Regions from separate parts of the Homo sapiens genome. Here region 2 is linked to region 1. A link is a loop called in an ENCODE intact Hi-C map of the cell type or tissue named here. Cell type or tissue: heart left ventricle. All regions are shown on one strand.

The links. Hi-C counts contacts between places; a loop is a spot of excess contacts. Peaks named below come from ENCODE experiments on the same cell type or tissue, not always from the same donor. Only the 100,000 strongest peaks of a DNase experiment are listed, where the experiment ranks them.
Region 2: a loop joins it to region 1, with 13 times the contacts of the local background. A loop is called at or near these places in 77 of 110 quality-filtered maps.

Annotation. Positions count from the first base shown.
Region 1 is chr2:75,606,228-75,614,227 of GRCh38, reverse strand. LOC124906026 (a long non-coding RNA gene) reads right to left here and starts at 5,564. Exons shown (of 3, transcript XR_007087115.1): 1 at 4,887-5,564; 2 at 220-377. In heart left ventricle, CTCF peaks have their summits at 4,746 and 4,954 (motif pointing right); a DNase peak (open chromatin) is centred at 5,037; H3K4me3 peaks cover 248 bases; H3K27me3 peaks cover 3,316 bases.
Region 2 is chr2:75,460,471-75,468,470 of GRCh38, reverse strand. No RefSeq gene overlaps it. Among named protein-coding and RNA genes, the nearest start is that of EVA1A-AS, 60 kb to the left of the region's middle. In heart left ventricle, CTCF peaks have their summits at 1,553 (motif pointing right), 2,700 (motif pointing left) and 3,722 (motif pointing left); no DNase peak of the experiment used is centred here; H3K27me3 peaks cover 2,199 bases.

The DNA of each region.
Region 1 (8,000 bases):
ATCTCCCTGAGGGCGAGTTCGTCATGCTATGTGGGTAGATTGTGAAATGCAATATAACCTTGAAGGAAACCATAGAATATTTACATCGAAGATGAAATTTATATTCACAAAAGTGTGGTGTGTTTACATCTTAATACAACTTCGAAAAGTTCTCTGTGTTCCAACATAAACATGAATATTTTCAAAAGTTGCAGTGGTATGACCTTGAAATCAACATACCTTGGCTGCTTCTTGCCTGTCTTCCTCCTTTCTCCACCCTCTTCCAATTTTCTGAGTGCCACTTTGTGCCATGTGCTTTGCAGGCATGAAGGATACATAGGGTAAACATGAAGGCATTCCCTCAAGGACCTTATTTATAGGTCCTTGGAAGCAGTCGGCTGTAGAAACAAATCCATAAATACATGTGTAAGTGCAATGTACAAAGGTCTTAGAGGATCATAACTTCACTTAGGGACATCAGAAAAGTTCACAGAGTAGTTGACATTTGAGCTGAGCTTTACCAGGGAACAAGTGAGAAATGCTTGTGCAAAGGCACCGACAAGAAATAGTGAGCACTATGTCCACAGACAGAAGTATAGGGCGCCTAGAGTCTCAGGGGTAGACTGGAGGTGGAGCTGAGGCTGGAGACAGCAGGGCCTTCTACTACCTGGAGAGGGTCTTAGATTTTCTCCTATACACAATGAGGAGCCACCAAAGGATTCCTTGTGGAGAAGTCGTGATCTTTCTCTGTCCCTTGTCTTCAAGCATCCTCTACCCTAAAATGGCCTTCCCAAACCCACTCTCATTTTCATCTGGTTAACTGATTCATCCTTTGCATTTCAGCTCAGATGTCACCCCCTCCGAGAATCTTTATTTATCTGCCCCCCCCCCCCCCCCCCCCGCAGGCCCTTCCCAGCACCACATAGATCCCTAATCCCTTACCACACTGCACTGGAACTATTGGTATAGCTTATGGGTGTCTTTGGGCTGTGATTGTCCAGTTTGATTTTTTCCGCCCCAGTTCCCAGCACAGAGCATGTCCTGGAAAGACCATGTTTGCTTTCAGATCCCCGCAGCTTCTCTGCTCTGCGTCACAGAGGCTCACCCTTGCAAGCTACATTTCCCAGGATCACTTGCAGGTTGGCTTCCTGCTGGGTTTGGCCAATGGGAGGTGCTGGTGGGAGGAAGGGAAAGGTCAGAGTATTTCTCTCCCCTTTGCTCTGCTTCGAGAGGCACCACTGACAATGACGGCATCTCCTCTAAGGCTCCAGCTCCTACTGGACAACCCCTGTCTCCAAGGCTCAAGCTCCTGCCAAGTGGCCACTGCTTCCAGCTCTGACAACACCATCTTCCTCCTTTTGTCCCTTTAGCATTGGGGATGTTAATGGGCTTCTGCTGTTGCCAATTCTGGCCTCATTGTCTCCTGCTTGGCTTTTCAGCTCTCCCTACACCATTGTAACTAGTTCTTTGTATTCAGTTTCCTCTGTTGAACTCCCTGGCATGGCCCCTGCATCTCGACTAGACATTGATACACGTAGTGCCCAACAGATAGGATTGCTCAGTCAATGCATATTGAGTGAATGCTTAGGAAGGACACTCCTTGGAATGGGGAGCCAGATGGGTGAGGGGAGCAGATTTGATATAGGGAGAACATTTGGGAGCTACTGTATTTGTTAAAGTGGTGAGGTCTGAGCTGAGGCAGAAGCAGCAGAAACTAAGAGGAAGGGAGGGAATCCAAGGATGCTGATGATGTGAGGGGTAAGAGACAGAGGCAGCAGCTATGACAGCTCTCAGGGTTCTGGCTTGGGCCCTTGGGTGTAAGAGTGTGACCATTCACTAGGACATGGAACACAGGAGCAGAAGAGCCTTTGTAGGTCTGGAGGAGCTTCAGAAAGGCACTTCATTCTCTCCCCTTCTCCGCGGCCTCATCTCTAAACTGCAAGTCATGCCTCAGCTGTGCAGGGTAGGACCCCGTCCCACTGTGCTGAGTTAGAAATGCGAGGGCTACGGTTGATAACTGAAGAAATGTGAACAGTTGAGAAGTAGAACAATTGATAGAGAAGATTTAATAATGGAATGTGTTCTGTTAAGTGAATATACCCCAAGCCAGAGACACCCTTTGTAGTTCTGACACCACTAATCGGCATTCATAAGTCATTGCCCACCCTGGGTAGAAGATCCGGTCTCCCTCACCTGTAACATGAAGATAATGGCAGGGTCCCAACTCTGTGCAGGGACAGGATGAGAGGTGGGAGGGAAGACGGACTTCAGATGATGGTGATTACTGATTGATCTGTCCCAGCAGCAGTAGGGAGGATGAAGGAGCTAAGTCAGAGAGGAATGGATGCTAGAGAGGCTACAGAGGCAGGGCAGGCTGTGAGCAGAGGGGAGACATGAGGCACTGGAGAGGGGCTGGTACCACGAAGATGGTTGGAGGATGGTGGTGGGAGATGGTTGGAGGATGGTGGTGGGAGATGGTTGGAGGATGGTGATGGGAGATGGTTGGAGGGTGATGGTGGGACATGATGGAGGATGGTGGTTGGAGATTATTGGAGGGTGGTAGTGGGAGATGGTTGGAGGATGGTGGTGGGAGATGGTTGAAGGATGGTGGTGGGAGATGGTTGGAGGGTGATGGTGGGAGATGGTTGGAGGGTGATGGTGGGAGATGATGGAGGATGGTGGTGGGAAATGGTTGGAGGATGGTGGTGGGAGATGGTTGGAGGGTGATGGTGGGAGATGGTTGGAGGGTGATGGTGGGAGATGATGGAGGATGGTGGTGGGAGATGGTTGGAGGATGGTGGTGGGAGATGGTGGGAGATGGTTGGAGGGTGATGGTGGGAGATGATGGAGGATGGTGGTGGGAGATGGTTGGAGGATGGTGGTAGGAGATGGTTGGAGGATGGTGGTGGGGGATGGTTGGAGGGTGATGGTGGGAGATGATGGAGGATGGTGGTGGGAGATGGTTGGAGGATGGTGGTGGGAGATGACTGGAGGATGGTGGTGGGAGATGGTTGGAGGATGGTGGTGGGAGATGGTTGGAGGACGGTGGTGGTAAAGTAGGGGATCTATCTTCTCCTTCTCCTCTTCTGTCCTTCAAAGCCTCAGCACAGACAAAATTCCAGATAAAGATTTGTTGTACATACCACAACCTGAATGTTGAACAAACGCAAGTGTGTCCTAATCAAAACCCATCTTTAGTTTTGGCCTCCTACTGTCCTTTCAAAATGTATTTGCCCTGGACTCTTGGCTTTTCTGCTCACAATCAGGTTGTAACAATATTGCAGTTACTTAGTTGCAAATAGTCTATAAAAGACTAGTTTGTGTAATAGTAAGAACTCAGAACCTGGCTGAACCTGTAATTCCAGCACTCTGGGAGGTCAACGTGGGAGGATTGCTTGAGTCCAGGAGTTTGAGACCAGCCTGGGCAAGATGATGAAACCCCTTTCTGCAAAGTAATAATAATTTAGTCAGGCGCAGTGGCATGCACTTGTAGTGCTAGCTACTGGAGAGGCTGACGTGGAAGAATCCTTTGAGCCCAAGAGTTCAAGGCTTTAGTGAGCTATGATTACACCACTCGGTGACAGAACAGGACCCTGTCTCTTAATTGGGAACCTAAATTACCATTCAGTCTCGTCCCCTCCTTCCAGCTGGAGAGAAGGCATGGAAAACCCTGCTTTCTGAGAAGACACAATGGTCAGCTTATCTCGTTCTCAGCTCATGTTCCCCAAACTTGCTAAAGAAGGTTGGCAATGAGGCTGGAGGCAAGGTCATTAGGGAACAAGGGCAGGGTCTCTTGCAGTGGGGACCTGTGTCTGATGGAGCCTGCTTGCAAGGCCGATATCTGAAGCTGGCTTCTTCTCCAGTGGTGCATTCCTGGGCTCTTTAGAGGCTCCCTGCCGGTGCCTCTGACCACAGCTCTGTGATGTGGGCAGTGCGTTCAGCCTTCTGGATGTCTTCTTCCTCTACTCCTAAACCCCTGATTCAATGATGGCCCATTCAGCACTGAATCTCACTGTTGGGGGCCCCTCAACTCCCCAGGCTGTGCTCTTAGGCAGGTCTTGCAACTGCACCATCTGGCTTTCCCACCTCTTCGTGGTCTGGGAAACACACACCCCTGTTCTGAAGAATTCTGGGAGTGCAGCCCAGTTCCAGAGAAGTATTGTCTATCCCGTTGCACAGACTCTCTCAGTCATCTCAATGTGAGTCAGACACGCATTTTCTGTGTCCCCAGCCTGTGGGAACACAGTGCAAGGCCGCTTACTGCTCCCAAGGAAGCCCCCTCACTAGGCTTGAGTGAAGGAGGCATTCCCTCCACACTCCTCCAAAGGGAAGTGGGGACTTGGCAACAGTGCACTCCAAAGAACCTCTCACAGCTCCCCTCCCTTCCCTCCTCTATGGATGCTTATACAGATCCTTCTATGTTCTCAAGTAGGGGACAGTGTTCAAGTATTGTTTAAGCTGTTCCTGGAAATTTTTTTGTGAATTGTACATATTTTGAGCCGTCTCACACTCGAACATACCTGTGCCTTGGTGGAGGCAGGGAAAGTCCTGTCTAACAGATCTGCAGTGGGAATGAAAACCCTAACAGGGTTCCCGATGGCAATTCAGAAAGTCTCAATTCACTCACTCCTTTCCTCGTTCACTCATTTGCTCACACGACACTTGTTCTTTGAATCAGGAGCCTGGAAACATCCCAGGGCCTGGACATCCCTAATGTTCAAGCAGTCTTTATTTCATTCTATTTGAATTGTCTTTAAGTCATCAATTTTTAGCGTGGGGCTACTACTGCCTGGGACTAAATTCAGCTGCTCCACACACTTGGAGTGAAAATGTGAGCAAATCTCTCTCATTTTTCCAAATTGCATAGCAAGTAGTGATCAGAAAACCAGCATCTCCTCGAGACTCACCTGTCTTAGAAGGTCCAGGTGTGTGTGAGAACCGGGATGCGCTGTCTGCCGCTGCCCGGCGCCGCCACACGGTGGCGCCGTTGGACGGTCCCACAGTCTTCCACAAAGCGGCTTTTGTCCGTATCCCCGCACAGCCGCCGAGGTTCTCTAGGGAGGATGACCCCATTCCCTCAGTGGTAACCTCAGCCAGGGGTGACCCCCCACTTGAGCTCACGAGGTTGCAGCTCAGCTGAGTTCTGCCGCCAGTTTTCTTTCACAGCCGCCTTCCAGGTGCCAGCTCGTCCCAGGAGCCCCAGGGCAGCGCAGGCTCCCATGAATCCCAGGGATCCTTTGTTTTCAACTCAAAACACAAAGGGTCCTGTTACCCCCTCCCCTTCCTGGACAACAGAGCTACTTGCTATCCATCTAGACGTCTGAGAAAAATACCGTCAGTGACCTCTTAGGGGATCCCAGGGTGCTCGACCTCCTCCCCGCCCCTTCTCCTCTCCCCCAGGTTAGCACCCCTCATGGAAGCCAGGCTGGTTTTCCCTCTGGTCTACAAGCCAAAGAAGCTGGCGCTATTCTTACCAGGAAAGGGGACTACAGATTTAATTTTTAAATCTTTTGCAAGCACCCCTCTTGTAAGTCACTTGCCTTAGAGAGAGTAACAATGTGTCTAACATGCTTTGAAATCTAGAACAGTCGGTAGCCCTGACCTTCAGAGTAGACCTCTGGGAGCACATTTGAAAGCCGTGTAGGAGGCTGACCTTTCTGACTGTTAAGGAAGTGACTTTGGATTCCAAGAGCTTGTTCATGCATGACAATTAGTTTTTAAAGCTTCTAAGAGCAAAGGGTAAACTCCATGGAGATGCAGAGTGGAGAACCCAGTGTTTTTGCATCAGAGATGGAAGTCACAGAGAGTCCCAGCTGTCATGACAGGCACTAAGCCACATCCCTCCTTCGCTGAGTAGCAGCCAGTCACTGAAGGGAGCAGAGGGTTCTTAGGGTGAGACAATCCAGCTCACAATCAGATAACATGATCTGCCGTCCTTGGACATAAGCTATATGCAAAGCATTTTGAGGAGCACTTTATATCTGTTATTTCTAATCCTCATGACCACACCATTTGGAAAATATTATTATACCTATTTTACACACGAGGAAAACGTGGCTCAGAGAGGTTAAGTAACTAGTCCAATGTCACACAGCTAGTTATTAGCCGAGCTGGGATTCAAGATCTTGAGACTCTAAAACTCATTCTCTTCTCACAATTAAATGTTGCCTCTGAGAATGGTGTCCATGTTGGAAGAGGAAGGCAAAGAGAAGGTAGTTGGGAATGGATCTCACCAGATAGGAGATTTCCTTGTGAGATTTCAAGTTTCGACAAATGATAACTTTGAATATGTCAGTCATGAAAATGGATCTGACGTGCAGCCCCTGGGGAAAGAGAATCAGTGGGTAGGAGCAAAGGGCACAGAGTAAACCTGACCATATGTTTTCCTTGGCAGTGGGTGGGTTTCTTGTTCATCTGGCTGTCCTCGTGACATTTCCGTGCCTTCATCCTCTCACGCTGATCCCCCTGCAGAAAGTCTGACAAGCCACCTTTTCTGGACAAGGCTTTCTTCCCCTGATGCCTCCCAGCAAACACACACATGGGGTTAGGCACTCTCTCCTCAGCATTCCCATTGTTCTTGCCCATGCATCAGTACAGCAGGTATTATTCTAGGTACAGTCATTGTTTGTGTAGGCCTGGGGCTGCCACACCTGGAGGGGAATCTTTTACCCAAGACGAGAGCAGATGCCAGGAATCATCAGAGTTCCACTCATTCAAGAACAAGGAGATCTGAAGGGAATCTGCAGAACCCCACAACCAAAGAGGGCTATGGTCATGGGTGAAGCAGGGACCATGAATAGGAACTTGGACTGGTCGATGGGAGCAATACTAACAAGTTAGGCCTGAAAGGGCAGCATCTAGCATGGCGCCAGCACATAGATGGTCCTCAGGAAGTGAGTGATAAATCGGGGAGGAATGGATGGTACATGATGAACAGTCTTTATTAAGCCGAATCTCAGGCTGTATTTGTTACAGGCAGTTACCGCAGTCTGGGTTGAAGTCATAATTCTCTCAAGAACTTTGCATGCTCCTGGAACTTCCCACTATATTTCTCAACTGATTTCCCCATGAGTTTGACTAAGGATGTGGACCACTTGAGTTGGTAAACCACACTGACCATCCCCGCCACACTACAAGCAGCAGCAGCTCCCTATCCAGGCTCCTGTTTGCAGAGCTGGAAATGGCCGAGCTCTGCATGGTGGTTCAGCATGACTCAACCTCCTTGTTTGGGGGCCAGCCCCCACTCCTGGCCATGAATCTAACTGAGCCTAAAACCCCCTTGTTTTTCTAAGTGGGTGTTGGGAATTTCCTTGGTTAAGCCTCCAGGTCTTCCCTCCTTCCGGATTTAATGAGCTCATTTATTTTACTTTTTCACTTAGCAGGTTTTAGGGCCAGTTAATGAATGGTGGGGTTCTCTTTAAGAGCCAAGTTGGGCCGGGGCTCAGGGCACTTTTCTTGCCATTTCCCACTCTCAAGTCCCCTGTGTCTCTAGAAGTCTCTCCACAATGCTGGCAACTGCTCTTCCCACTGCAATCCCCATATATCGAACTTTCTGGAACACAAGGACAGGGAGACCTCCAAATATTTTTGTGGTTGTTGTTTTGTAGTTTGTTCTGCTTTGTTTTGTTTTTCCCCTCCACACATTTTTCTGGGATGGCTGTTTCAATATGAGCTTGTGCTTTCTAAAAAGAAGGAGGTGTGGATGCCTCAGGAAAAGAGATCCATTTTTAAATGCAGGGCCTCCACTCTGAGTTCTGTCTGAAGTATTTGGTAGATTTTTGGGGTGGAGCAAGCTGGTTGTGAATTCCAGGGAGACTTGCCAGATGCTGTTTAAACCTCCTTTGTGTGAAGTTGGCTGTAAAGAGCCGCCAGGAGGGCGCACTAGTGGAAAGGAACTTGGAAGCCAACCTTTAGCCCAGAAAGAATGAGAAAGAATCCAGGGTCCACATGGCAAGAATGCATGCCTGCAGCAACTCAATGACTGACTCAGTTCCTAGAAGCTCCTCTTGGTAACGCCCTCT
Region 2 (8,000 bases), 150 kb after region 1:
CTCTGATTCACTCAGTTTAAAAAGTCCTTTCTAATAGACCACAGTTTATTCATTCTCCCTTTCATGCACGTTTATGTTTAACTATTTTTTTTCTGTTACAAACAGTGCTGCTACGAAAAATTCTTCTATATATCTTCTTTTGGAACATGTATGAGAATTTATCTAGGGTATATTTCCAGAAGTTGAATTTGAGGCTGTAGGTTTGTGCCTCTTCAACTTTAACAAGTATTGCTAAATTTCTGTCTGAAATTGTTATACCAGCTTACACTCTCAGCATCTGCATAGGAGGGTTCCCTTATCTCCCAATCTTTGACAACACATGATATTATCAGCTATTTTAATCTAGTCACAATCTGGTATATGACTTGGTATCTTGTTATTTGAAATCACATTTCCCTGATATTAATGATATTAAACATCTTTCCCTGTATTTATTGGCTTTTTAGCTGTAAGTTCCTCTTCTATGAGTTACCCATTCCTATTGTTTTCCTTTTCCCCCTACTGCGTATTTTTGTTTGTTTCTAGTGATTTGTGGTAATTCTTTACAAATTCTAGCTACAATCTTTTATTGGTTATATACTTTGTAAATCTCCTGCTTCATGGCTTGAATTTTAATTACGTTTGTGATGCTTCTTGTTTAACATAAATACGTTTTTCTTTTAGAGGAGTCAGATTTATCAGTCCTTCCCCTTACAATTCATGCTTTTTATGTCTTATTTAAGAATCTTACCTTATTCTGAAACCAAAAAGATATTTTCTTCTGAAAGTTTAATATTTGTATTCTTCATACTTTATTTATCCTATAATTCATTTTTATTGATGAAGTGAATTAGGGATCTACATTCATTTCTCATTTAGAGGTAACCAGTTTCCCCAGTATCATGGATTGAGTAGTCCATCATCTTTTACATGATTATTTTATTCCACTGACCTATTTGTCTATCCCTGCACCATTACTACAATCTTAATTAACATAGCTTTATGATGAGTTTTGAGATCTGGTAGATAAATCTCCTTTTTTCTTCTTCAGAATTGTCTCAGTCATTCTTGGTCCTGGCCTTTTTTCTTATGTAGTACACTGACAGGAAACAGGAGTGAAGGTGCCTCTACCAGTTCCTCCACATTGTAGAATTTCCTCATGTATTGTTTGTGATCAATGACCACTGACACACAGACCCAGTGAAGGAGCCAGTGTCAACTTATGTGAGAAGTATTTATAAAACTTCATTTTCTTCTTGCTTTTTATTGACAAATAATTATATAGAAAGCAGTTCTACTATTTTCTTTCCATACTTTAGTGGCTATATCTATACTTCCCCAGAGTGCAAACCACATTTTGAAGACCTCTTGCCTAAATCAATGAGCTGCTTTAAAAATAATAGATTCCTCACCTAACCACATGACTGAATCAGAATTTCTGGCAGTGGAGCCTAAAAATTTGTATTTCTAACAAGCACCCTGGATAATTCTGTTGTATTTCCACGGTTGGGAACCACAGAAATGATTTGACTTTCCAAAATGGTTATCCTGGGAGTAACATTAGATTTTCTGGCCTGTAGGTGGCGCTCAGGCTTCTTCCTCCCCATCTGTCACCTCCTCCTTCCTGATTTCCATGAAGGACAAAGGTAGGCGCACCATGGCCCCAGAGCCAAATCATGCCTGCCTGTCTTTGTACAGCCCATGAGCTGAGAATAGTTTTGTAACAGATCAAAATTTTTGTAACATATCAAAAATCAAATTAAATGGTTGAAACAAATCAAAAGAAGAATAATATTTTCTAATACATGAAAATTATATGAAACTCAAACTTCAATGTTCATAAATAAAGTTTTCTTGGAACATAGTCATGCCTATCCATTTATGTATTAGCTGTACATGCTTTAGCACTACAATGACAGAGTTGAGTGATTGCCATAGAGCCGGAATGGTCTGCAAAGCTTGCTGGACCTTTGCAGAAATAGTTTGCCAACCCTTGGTCTAGGGTGGTCAGCAAGAATGTTATTGGCCTATGGAGCAAGAGATGGTGCTTGCACGGAGGCCCTGAGTCTGAGCAGTGAGTTCACTCCTGTGGCTCTCCAGGACCTTCTTCTCAGGTTCTCCAACAAAGCTCTTGCAGCTCTGAGGACCTGGCTTCAGAGCTACTTTAAAACTTTCACAGGACCTAGCCTCTCCTACTTTACTACATCAAACTTTACTAAATATACTACATTGCTAATAAATGTAATTTATATGTAACTGTAAGAGTCGAGTTGGAGGACAGTTTTCTGGTTGAGACAATACTACATTTTGTAGACATTTAAATGAAAGATGCACTTATTTAGAGAAATGTCACAATTCTGGATCTCTCCTGGCTTAGCCATCCAGAATCAAGGACTCAGGAAGCAGACACTTGCGTTCCAATCTTGACCCTATCATTTACTAGCAAAATAACTATTTTGTGACTCAGTTTCTTCAACTGTAACATGAAGATGGAAATAACAGTACCACAGGGATGCTGAAGAGCAAATGAGTCAGTATGAGAGAAGCTCTCAGAATAGAGCCTAGGGCATAGCAAGTACCATATAGGCATTTGGCAATATTACTACTTTTATTTGTAGTTTTCATTTCATGTGTTAGACCCTATCCAATTTTTGGTTCAGTTCTGAAACACTTTCTTTAAATAAGACTATGAAAAGTCCATTTGTGCTGCTGTGCGGTGGCACCTAGTGGCTTGGACAAGCTCTGCCCCATGTTTAGGGAGCAGTGATTTCCCTGCTATTTTGAAGGTGTGTTTTCCATGGGCTTACTGTTTGTTTGGCTCACCTTTATTTGTCATCAGAGAAGCATGGCACCTAATGGTTGGATTAGAGTTTTATCTTTTGGGGGAAAGAACTAGGAAAGCCACTGCCTTGTTTTGTTCTAAACTTTGGTTTGGAACTCCCTGAAGTCAGCCTAATTATCAGGAGACCATGTTAAAGAAGTCACATGACTGGAGCAGAAAAGAGCCTGTGTTTGCTTGGCCTGTTCTTCATATTGAATGTGGGGTTCTGTAGGTTGTGTAGGTTCAGAATCCTGGGTTCTAGTTGAGATGTTATCAGTCAAAATCTTTATTCACTGGATCACTTGTTATCACTCAAAATGTTTATTCACAGGATGTATTCTATAGCAAAATAATGTGATCAACCACCTCCATCTTTGAAGGTAGACATCTTCTATATCTCACTAGCTTAACTGCTCAGGATGGAGAGCCTGAGTTTTTCACTAGACTTTCCATGCTCAGACTGGGCCATATATTAACATCTTTCTATAAGTCAGGCAGTCTGGACCAAAGAGAACTTCGTAATAATCTCCAAGAGTATTACTATGATCTATTTTCCTTTTCTGTTTGTTATCTTAGTCAGATTTCAAGTCACCAATAACCGTCCTTGGGGTGGGTCAACTTCTCTTTTGTTCCTGCCAGCTGTTTCAATCACTTACAGATCTACCTCTTCCCTGTAGGCTTTTAAGATTATAACCCTTTATGTCAGGATAAAGTCTAGACTCAGCATACAATCTATTCAATGTGTACCCAGCTCACCTCTCCACTAGTTTCTTCTGCATCCCATTATCATGCCAATAATCCTTGGCATGATTTTATTTCAAACCTTTTTCAAGTTTTTGAAATCTTTTTTTTTTCCTGCACATTTGAGCATGACTATGTATTGAATGCTATTTTTGTAAGCAGGTGAGAGACCTCCCTCTACTGGGCAGATACACAACTGCTGCCCATACTTAGAACGAAGAAAACTAGTTTTTACATTCTATATTGAAAAAAAGGTAATTTACATCTTCAATATTTTAAAGTGACTTTGTAATACATCTTATCTTGCCCTAGGACGAGTTGTCACCAAGTATCTGCCTCTTCTCTGTTTTCCTGTAACTTTTGACAAAGCAGTCGGTTGGATAAGTGTTGCCATGACACATCATGTTGATGACCCACACAACACCAGACCGTTGTCAGCTTTTTCATTGCAGTGATGTGAAAAACTGATGCAAAGCCAGCAGGCAAGGTTATAGTGCCCTTAACTTGGTTACCTAATGGAGAAGTTTATTCTAAAGCAAATTCAATGGTAGATTCAGGCTATGCATGGGTTCTGCACAGATAGGTGCTAATTTCTGTGGCTTCCTAATGCGGGGTTGCCATTCTAATGCCTTGTCTGAGGAGAAAGTTTGTAGCCTTTCTACCTTTCTATAGCTTGCTCTCCTTTGCCGTGTTTTTAAATCCATAAATCAGGTGTTGGCCATGCAGGGGAAATGAATGTTCACGGGTTGGAAGATAGGAAAAAGCAGGGTATATTATGACCATTTTCTATTCAGAGTAACTAGAATAACGGGATGCAGTAGAAACTATGCTGGAGAGGTGAGCTGGATACACACTGACTAAGTTTTATGCTAGGTCTAGACTTTATTCTGACACAAAGGGTCAAAATCTTCAAAGTCTCCAGGGAACAGGTAGATCTGTAAGTGAGAAGCTGGTGGGAACAGAAGAGAAGTTGACCCATTCAAAGGAGGCAACCACAATTTTAATTAAAATATTTGAATTGGAAGAAGGTTGAAGCAGAGAAATCAATTAGGAGCTTGTTGCAGGATTCCAGGAGAGAGTTGACAATGGCTGGAAATAGGACAGTGGCAGTGTGGCTAAATAGAACTACATAGACGTGAAGGGTTCTTAACAAATAAGAATCCACATTCCCCCTTGCTTACACACACCCCTCAGGAATTGATCAGATGCTGCAGTGGCAATGGTGGGTGAAGAGGAAATCAGAGATGAAGCTTACATGTGGGTGATATTGGGCCCCTAGAGACAAGAAATGCATAAGGAGATGCAGGTTGGGAGTGGGGAGATCCAATATGCAGTCTATCTTAAATTAGAAGAGCAATCTGTCCTAGAGATACAGATTTTGGAGACATCAGTATTTTGATGATAATTGATGCTATATGAGTGGATGGACAAAGTAGTTGAGCAGATATTCTCTCATCTGTAGATTACCTGTCAAGGTGGACAGGTAATCCAAATGTTGGCTAAGGTGAATGACATAAAGTGCACACCTTTGTGTAAAATAATAAAACATTTTGTTAAAATATAAACATATTCACATGAAAATCTTTAATATAAAAATACGGGTTTTGCAACTTAGGTCCTATGACTGGAGTTCTACATGGTCTTTATTGCTTAGGTCATACTTAGAATACATTATCTGTGATTTCCAGTTTTCATTTCTATGAAGTAGAACGAGAACCAAAAGTTGTTTGCAAAAAAAAAAAAAATCTGAATATATATTCCATCTAGATGTTTACTTTTCCTTTTGGTCATTTATAGCTGTCTCACTCAACCTAATTCATTTTTTAAAAGTAATTTGTCTTTATTAAGTCTTTCTAAAGCATTCGACTCTTTTTGCAATCACATTGTTCAGATTGTGGAATATTTAAGTACAGTGCATATAAAATAACAGTAGAGTTGAATGAGGAACAAATATTCTCGGTAATTAAGTACACAGCTCAACGGGGGCGGTGGGGGGGAGGTGCCAAGGGCCAGGGTGTTCTATAGAGCAAACAAACAGCTGCAGCATGGGTCAGGATTCTTACAGAGAGGATCAGAATATTGGCTTATCTGCTGATTAGCTGAGGCTGATTAAGAGAACTTCTACTACAAAGTAAATTTTATGTATATACATGTAATGATATTTCCTTTTAAATCCTAAATTCTGCTTTGTAAAATCAAGCTTTAAAATAAAACAAACTTAACCTCTCAGTTTATCAGAATTTCTGTTCTTGTCTTTTTGCTTATTCCAGGGGCAGTAAGGCATGTATAAGCCTATTTTTCTCATTTTTCAAATAAAAAATAGAATTCTATTAAAACAGGACTCTTAATGTTACACCAAGCCTTTGTGACTGAGAGCAAATCTCATAGTTAAAGGGACCTTTGCCTTTCTCACTGTTCCTGAAATGTTTTTGCACTTATCTCAAACTGAGCCTCACACACAGATGGTAATTAGATTGCTAAGTTTTTTAATCATCCCTTGGAGCACGGCACCATCAGCCTTTCAGCAGTTTTCCTTCAGCCTGTGGGCCACTCATCAGCAGTGGCTTCCCCTCTATCTCACTTTGGCTGCCTCCAAGTATTTCAGATGAGAAAAACTCATTTCCCAGTCTTCTGAAAATCCTCCAGAATTCCTTCATTTCTTCTACATAAACCAGAAGAGAAAAAAAAAAGATATGCAGGACATTGCTATGCTGACAAAACAAAATTTTTATTCCAGTGACAGGCCTCCTCACTGATTTATTTTGCTTTCTTGATAGAGGAAACAACTTCCCTCTTGAATTCAATATTTCTCATCCCCACCTCACTCCTTGTTCCTCCGTTTTCATTCTTGTTCTTTGACCCCATCGCTTCACCATGCACTTGTGATCCCAAACCATAAATATGAGCTGCATCCTGATCTCGTCTTTCAATCCCATGCCCAGTTAGTTACCAGGTATTATCATTTTTCCCTTCTAAATTTATCTTCTCAACTTTGCCCTCATTGCTATTCAATTCTCTCACTCCATCCTGTTGTTCATCCCCTTCAGGACAAAGTCTTAACTTGTTGCCTTGCTCCTGGTTACCTCTTCGGCCCCCTCTGCACAGTATGAGACTCCTTTGAGTTCTCCCAAATCCACTGTATGGTCTAATGCCCTTGCATTGTTTGTGTCCCTCACTCTAGACAGCTCTTCCTTGCTTAGAAGCATGCCAAACAACTTCCCACCCCTTGAAACCCACGTGCCACTTTCTCCAAGCAGTGTCCTGTCCCACTGCTGCCCTTCACTCTTTCCACAGTGCCATTTCTGAATATGTATCTGCCTCCAGTGTAGAGATATTTATTGGAAAGTCTGCTTCCCTTATGTGACTGTATCTCCTTAACCACTATTCTGTTTTACTCACCTTGCTTTCCTGGCACTGAAGGAAATAAAACCGTATTAATAGTTGTTGTATAAATTAATAAATGTGAAGATATTCAAACATGTGAATGAATTAATAAATATATGATAGTATAGCTCTCTCTTTTTCTTGTATTAATGGGGGAAGTGAAGTCCTGAATAAATGAGATATTTATGACATTTAGCCCTAGTGGAATCAGGGATTAGATAAATATAGTAAATTTTCATGAGGAATAAAATAAGCTTGTTGGATATCCCAGATATTTGTCATTTCTGGGGAAAAATGCTTAGCATTACTGATCATTGAGGAAATTCAAATTAAAACCACAAAGAGTTATCACTTCATGCCTGTTATAATAGCTATTATCAAAAAGATGAAAGATAAGTGTTGGTGAGGATAGAGAGAAAAGAGAACTCTTATACATTATTAATGGGAATGTAAACTAATACAACTGTTATGAAAAAGGTATTCAAGTTTCCTCTAAAAACTAAAAATAGAACTACCATATGAACCCGCAATCCCACTTCTTTGCATATATCTAAGGGAACTCAAATCAATATATTAAAGGGATACCTGCACTCTCATATTCATTGCAGCACTATTCGCAATAGCTTAGAGAAGGAAACAATCTAAGTGTCCATCAGTAGATGAATGGATTAAGAAAATGTGGTGTCTATACATAGTGGAATACTATTCAGCCCTAAAAAAGGAAGGGACATCCTGTCATTTGTAACAACATGGATGAATTTGGAGGACACTATGCTAAGTGAAATATAAGTCAGGTACAGAAGGACAAATACCACATGATCTCACTTAAATGTGGAACCTGAAAGAGTTGAAGTCTTAGAAATTGAGAGTAGAACAGTGGTTATCAGAGGCTGTGGGGTGGGTGCTGGTGAATAGGGAAGGAATGGGAGTTGTTGATCAAAGGGTGCACCGTTTCAGATAGACAGGAGGAATAGGTTTTGAGACCAATTGCACAGCAGAGTGACTATAATCCATAATAATGTATATTTCAAAGTAACTAAGACTAAATTTGAAATATCTCACCATAAAAATGATA